Regions from separate parts of the Homo sapiens genome. Here region 1 is linked to region 2. A link is an interaction called in ENCODE POLR2A ChIA-PET data of the cell type or tissue named here. Cell type or tissue: HepG2. All regions are shown on one strand. Links, peaks and the distances in the headings refer to the core of each region. The heading gives the core; the rest is flanking DNA. Region 1 has its middle 9.6 kb from the start of AFG3L2. Region 2 has its middle 19 kb from the start of LINC01882.

Evidence for each region. ChIA-PET counts read pairs that join two places held together with the same protein. Peaks named below come from ENCODE experiments on the same cell type or tissue, not always from the same donor. Only the 100,000 strongest peaks of a DNase experiment are listed, where the experiment ranks them.
Region 1: POLR2A ChIA-PET joins it to region 2 with 5 read pairs; 5 of 35 experiments call an interaction of 5 or more read pairs at or near these places.

The regions. Positions count from the first base shown.
Region 1 is chr18:12,385,324-12,388,238 of GRCh38, reverse strand. No RefSeq gene overlaps it. Among named protein-coding and RNA genes, the nearest start is that of AFG3L2, 9.6 kb to the right of the region's middle. In HepG2, for the core only: no CTCF peak of the experiment used is centred there; no DNase peak of the experiment used is centred there.
Region 2 is chr18:12,728,871-12,731,766 of GRCh38, reverse strand. No RefSeq gene overlaps it. Among named protein-coding and RNA genes, the nearest start is that of LINC01882, 19 kb to the left of the region's middle. In HepG2, for the core only: no CTCF peak of the experiment used is centred there; a DNase peak (open chromatin) is centred at 1,386; H3K4me3 peaks cover 961 bases.

The DNA of each region.
Region 1 (2,915 bases), core at 299-2,798, 340 kb after region 2:
CACTCTTGATAATACTTGTTATCTTTATTATGTATACATCTATATTATTTTGTACTATCTATAGTATTTTTGATTGCAGCCCTCCTAGAGTGTGAAGTGGAATCTCGTGGTTTTGATTTGACTTTCATTGACAGCTAATGATGTTGAGCCTCTCTCTATGTGCTGGTTGGCCATTTGTATGTCTTCTTCGAGGACATGTCTATTCAAGTCCTTTGCCCATTAAAAAAATAGCTTCAATGAGATATCATTTATATACCATATAGTTCATCTATTTAAAATGTTGAAATTAATGGTTTTAGGTCATTCAAAGAGCGGTACAACCATCACCACAATTGATCTTAGGACATTTTGATCACCTTGGAAAGAAACCTGAAACCCTTAGCTAGCACCCTTCCCAATCCCTCCCCTCCCTCCATCAACCCTATATAGCCACTATCTGCTTCCGTCTCTATAGATCTGCCTATTTGGACATTTTATGTAAATTGATTCACACACTATGTGGCCTTTTTGTGTAGCATACTATTTTCAAGATTCATTCATGTTTTCTTTTCTTTTTGTTTGTTTTTTTTTTTTTTTTTGAGACGGAGTCTCGCTCTGTCGCTGGAGTGCAGTGGCACGATCTCGGCTCACTGCAAGCTCCGTCTTCCGAGTTCATGCCATTCTCCTGCCTCAGCCTCCCGAGTAGCTGGGACTACAGGCGCCTGCCACTGCGCCTGGCTAATTTTTTGTATTTTTAGTAGAGACGAGGTTTCACCGTGGTCTCGATCTCCTGACCTCGTGATCCGCCCACCTCGGCCTCCCAAAGTGCTGGGATTACAGGCGTTTTTTTTGAGACAGAGTCTCACTCCGTGGCTGAGGCTAGAGTGTAGTGGCGTGATCTTGGCTCACTTCAACCTCTGTCTCCCAAGTTCAAGTGATTCTTGTGCCTCAGCCTCCCAAGTAGCTGGGACTACAGATGTGCGCCACCATGCCTGGCTAATTTTTGTATTTTTAGTAGAGATGGAGTTTTGCCATGTTGACCAGGTTGGTCTTGAACTCCTGGCCTCAAGCAATCCACCCGCCTTGGTCTCCTAAAATGCTGGGACTACAGGCATGAGCCACCGCACCTGACCTCTTTTCTTTTTTTTTAATTGAAGCATTTTTTTCTTTTTTATTGTGCTAAAAATTTACAATATAAATTTGTCATTTAAACCATCTAAATATACAATTTGGCTGGGTGCAGGGGCTCATACCTATAATCCCAGCTCTTTGAGAGAATGAGGTAGGAGGGTTGCTTGAGGCCAGGAGTTTGAGACCAGTGTAAGCAACATAGTGACACCCTATTTCTGCAAAAAATTTAAAAAACTAGCCAGGTATAGTGGTGTGCACCTGTAGTCCCAGCTACTTTGGAGGATGAGGTGGGAGGATCACTTCAGCCCAAAGGTTGAGGCTGCAGTGAGCTATGATCACACTACTACATTCCAGTCTGGGTGACAGAGTAAGACTTTGTCTCTAAATAAATAAGTAAATAAATCAATCTAATTTCGTATATGGTGTGAGGGGTAAGGCTCCAACTCATTCTTTTGCATCCAGTTCTCCTAGAACCATTTGTTGAAAAGACTATTCTTTCTCTATTAGATGAACTTTGCATCCTTGTCAAAAATTAGTTGACATGTATGAATTTACTTCTGGATTCTTAATTATATTCTGTACGTCTATATGTCTGTCCTTATGCCAATACCTACAGTTTTGATTTTATGAAGTTTTGTAAATGAGAAGTATGAATCCTACAACTGTATTCTTTTTCAAGGTTGTATTTGGGGCCCTTTGCAATTCCATATGAATTTGAAGATTGCATTTTCATGTCTGCAAAAAGAAAAAGAAAGGAAGGAAGGAAGGATGGATGGAAGGAAGGAAGGAAGAAAGAAAGAAAAGAAAGAAAGAAAGAAAGATAAAGAAAACAAGCAAGCAGGCAGGCACTTAGAGTTGTGACTGCACTGAATCTGTAGATGGCTTTGGGCAGTTTTGCTATCTTAACAATATTGTTTTCCAATCCACTAACATGGAATACCCTTTCACTTATTTAAGTCTTCTTAAATTTCTTTTTTTAAGATGAAGTCTCACTCTGTTGCCCAGGCTAGAGTGTGCAGTGGCATGATCTCCGTTCACTGCAACCTCCACCTCCCAGGTTCAAGAGATTCTCCTGTTTCAGCCTCCCAAGTAGCTGGGACTACAGGCGTGCACCACCATGCCCAACTAATTTTTATATTTTTTTAGTAGAGACGGGGTTTCACCATATTGGCCAGGCCGGTCTCGAACTCCTGACCTCGTGATCAGCCCGCCTCGGATTCCCAAAGTGCTGGGATTACAGGCTGAGTCAGGAGAATGGCTTGAACCCAGGAGGCAGAGGTTGCAGTGAGCTGAGATTGTGCCACTGCACTCCAGCCTGGGTGACAGAGCAGCAAGACTCCATCTCAAAAAAAAAAGATAAATAAAATTGACAAAACTTATTTATTTATTTATTGAGATGGAGTCTCGTTCTGTAGTCCAGGCTGGAGTGCGGTGGCGCGATCTCAGCTCACTGCGAGCTCCGCCTCCCGGGTTCACACCATTCTCCTGCCTCAGCCTCCCAAATAGCTGGGACTACAGGCGCCCGCCACCACGCCTGGCTAATTTTTTTGTATTTTTAGTAGATACAGGGTTTCACTGTGTTAGCCAGGGTGGTCTCAATTTCCTGACCTCGTGATCCACCTGCCTTGGCCTCCCAAAATGCTGGGATTACAGGCATGAGCCACCGCACTCGGCCAAAGTTGACAAATCTTTAACTAGACTGACAAAGAAAACAGGGAGAAGTTGCAAATATCTAAAATCAGAAATAAAAGTGGGGTAACTACTATTGACCTTTTACAGGAAAAGGATTAGAGCTAGGCATGGTG
Region 2 (2,896 bases), core at 397-2,896:
TATTAATAACCCTACAGTGGCCTCTAAGTGTTCAAGTGAAAGGAAGAGTCACAAGTCTCTCACTTTGAATCAAAAGCTAAAAATGATTAAGCTTATTGAGGAAGGCATTCAAAAGCTCAGATAGGCCCAAAACTAAGCCTCTTCTATCAAACAGCTAGCCAAGTTGTGAAGGCAAAGAAAAAGTTTTTGAAGGAAATTAAAAGTGCTACTCCAGGCCGGGCACGGTGGCTCATGCCTGTAATCCCAGCACTTTGGGAGGCCGAGGCGGGAGGATCATCTGAGGTCAGGATTTCAAGAACAGCCTGGCTAAAATGGCCGAACCGCATCTCTACTGAAAATACAAAAAAAATTAGCTGGGCGTGGTGGTGCATGCCTGCAGTCCCAGCTACTCAGGAGGCTGAGGTGGGAGAATCGATTGAACCCGGGAGGCAGAGGTTGCCATGATCCAAGATTGTGCCACTGCACTCCAGCCTGGGCAACAAAGTGAGACTCTGTCTCAAAAACAAAAACAAAAAAAGTGCTACTCCAGTGAACGCAAATGATAGCAAAACAGCCTCCTCATTGCTGATGTGGAGAGTTTAGTGGTCTGAATAGAAGAGCAAACCATCCACAACATTTTCTGAAGCAAAAGCCTACCCCAGAGCAAGGCTGTACCTCTTTTTCAATTCTGTGAAGTCTGAGACAGGTGAGGAAGCTGCAGAAGAAAAGCTGGAAGCTAGCAGAGGTAGGTTTATGAGATTTAAGAAAAAACAGCTGTCTTCATACCGTAAACATGCAGGGTAAAGCAGCAAGTACTGATATAGAAGCTGCAGCAAGTTATCCAGAAGATCCAGCTAATTGGTGAAGGCGGCTACACAAAACAACAGATTTTCGTCCCAGTGCTGTGGCTCACGCCTGTAATCCCAGCACTTTGGGAGGCCGAGGCGGGCGGATCACGAGGTCAGGAGATAGAGACCATCCTGGCTAACACAGTGAAACCCCGTCTCTACTAAAAATACAAAAAAATTAGCCCGGCGTGGTGGCGGACGCCTGTAGGCTAGTCCCAGCTACTCCGGAGGCTGAGGCAGGAGAATGGCGTGAACTTGGTAGGCGGAGCTTGCAGTGAGCCGAGATCGCGCCACTGCACTCCAGCCTGGGCGACAGAGCAAGATTCTGTCTCAAACAAAACAAAACAAAAAACAGATTTTCAATGTAGATGAAACATTCTTCTATCAGAAGAAGAGGCCATCTAGGACTTTCATAGCTAGAAAGCAGAAGTCAATGCCTAGCTTCAAAGCTTCAAAGGACAGGCTGGCTTACTTGTTAGGGGCTAATGCAGCTGGTGACTTTAAGCTGAAGCCAATATTTACCATTCCAGAAATTCCAGGGCCCTTAAGAATTATGCTAAATCTCCTCTTCCTGTGCTCTATCAGTGGAACATCAAAGCCTGAATGGCAGCACATTTGTTTGAGCATGACTCACTGAATATTTTAATCCCACTGTTGAGACCTACCGCTCAGAAAAAAAGATTCCTTTCAAAATACCACCAGTCATTGACAATACACCTGGTCCCAAGAGCTCTGATGGAAATGTGCAAGGAGATTAATGTTGTTTTCATGCCTGCTAATATAACATCCATTCTGCAGCCCATGGATCAAGGAGTAATCTCAGCTTTCAAGTCTTATTTCAGAAATACATTTCCTAAGGTTATAGCTGCCATAAATAGTGATTCCTCTGATGGATCTGGGCAAAGTAAATTGAAAACTTTCTGAAAAGGATTCTCCATTTTAGATGACACTAAGTATATTTTGATTCATGGGAGGAGGTCAAAATATCAACATTAAGATAAGTCAGTTCCAACGTTCATGGATGACTTTGAGCAGTTCAAGACTTCAGTGAAAGAGGTAACTGCAAGATGGAAATAGCAAAAGAACTAAATTTAACAGTGGACCCTAAAGATGTGAATAAATTGCTGCAATCTCATGATAAAACTTGAAGAGATCAGGAGTGGCTTCTTATGGATGAGCAAAGAAAGTGGTTTCTTGAGATGGAATCTACTCCTGGTGAAGGTGCTGTGTACATTGTTGAAATGACAACAAAGGATTTTGGGATATTCCATAAACTTAGTTGACAAAGCAGCGGCAGGGTTTCAGAGGATTGACTTCAATTTTGAAAGAATATAGGTATTTACTTTGTGGTTATCCTGGGACTTACATGAGACATCTTATACTTGTAATAATCTATTTTAAGCTGATAACAACTTACTCAATCATATACAAAAACCACTTTTACAACTCTACTTTTAAATTATTGATGTAGGGCCAGGTGCAGTGGCTCATGCCTGTAACCCCAGCACTTTTGGAGGCCAAGGTGGGAGGATGGCTTGAGCTCAGGAGTTCAAAACCAGCCTGGACAACATAGCAAGATCTCTCATCTTAAAAAAATTATTTTTAAAATTTTTATTTCAATGGTTTTTGGGGTACAGGTGGTTTTTGGTTACCTGGATAAGTTCTTCAGTGGTGATTTCTGAGATTTTAGTGTACCCATCACCCAAGCAGTCTATGTTATAATCAACATGTAGTGTTTTATTCCTCACCCCCTCCAAACCTCCCTGGCTAAGTCCTCAAAGTCCATTATATCATTCTTTTTTTTTTTTTTTACCCTGAGATGGAGTCTTGTTTTGTTGCCTAGGCTGGAGTGCAGTGGTGCAATCTTGGCTCACTGCAACCTCCACCTCCTGGGTGATTCTTGTGCCTCACCCTCCCTAGTAGGTGGGACTACAAGCACATGCCGCCACATCCAGCTAATTTTTGTATTTTTTTTTTTTTGTAGAGACAGGGTTTCACCATGTTGGCCAGGCTGGTCTCGAACTCCTGGCCTCAAGTGATCCACCCACCTTGACATCCCAAAGTGCTGG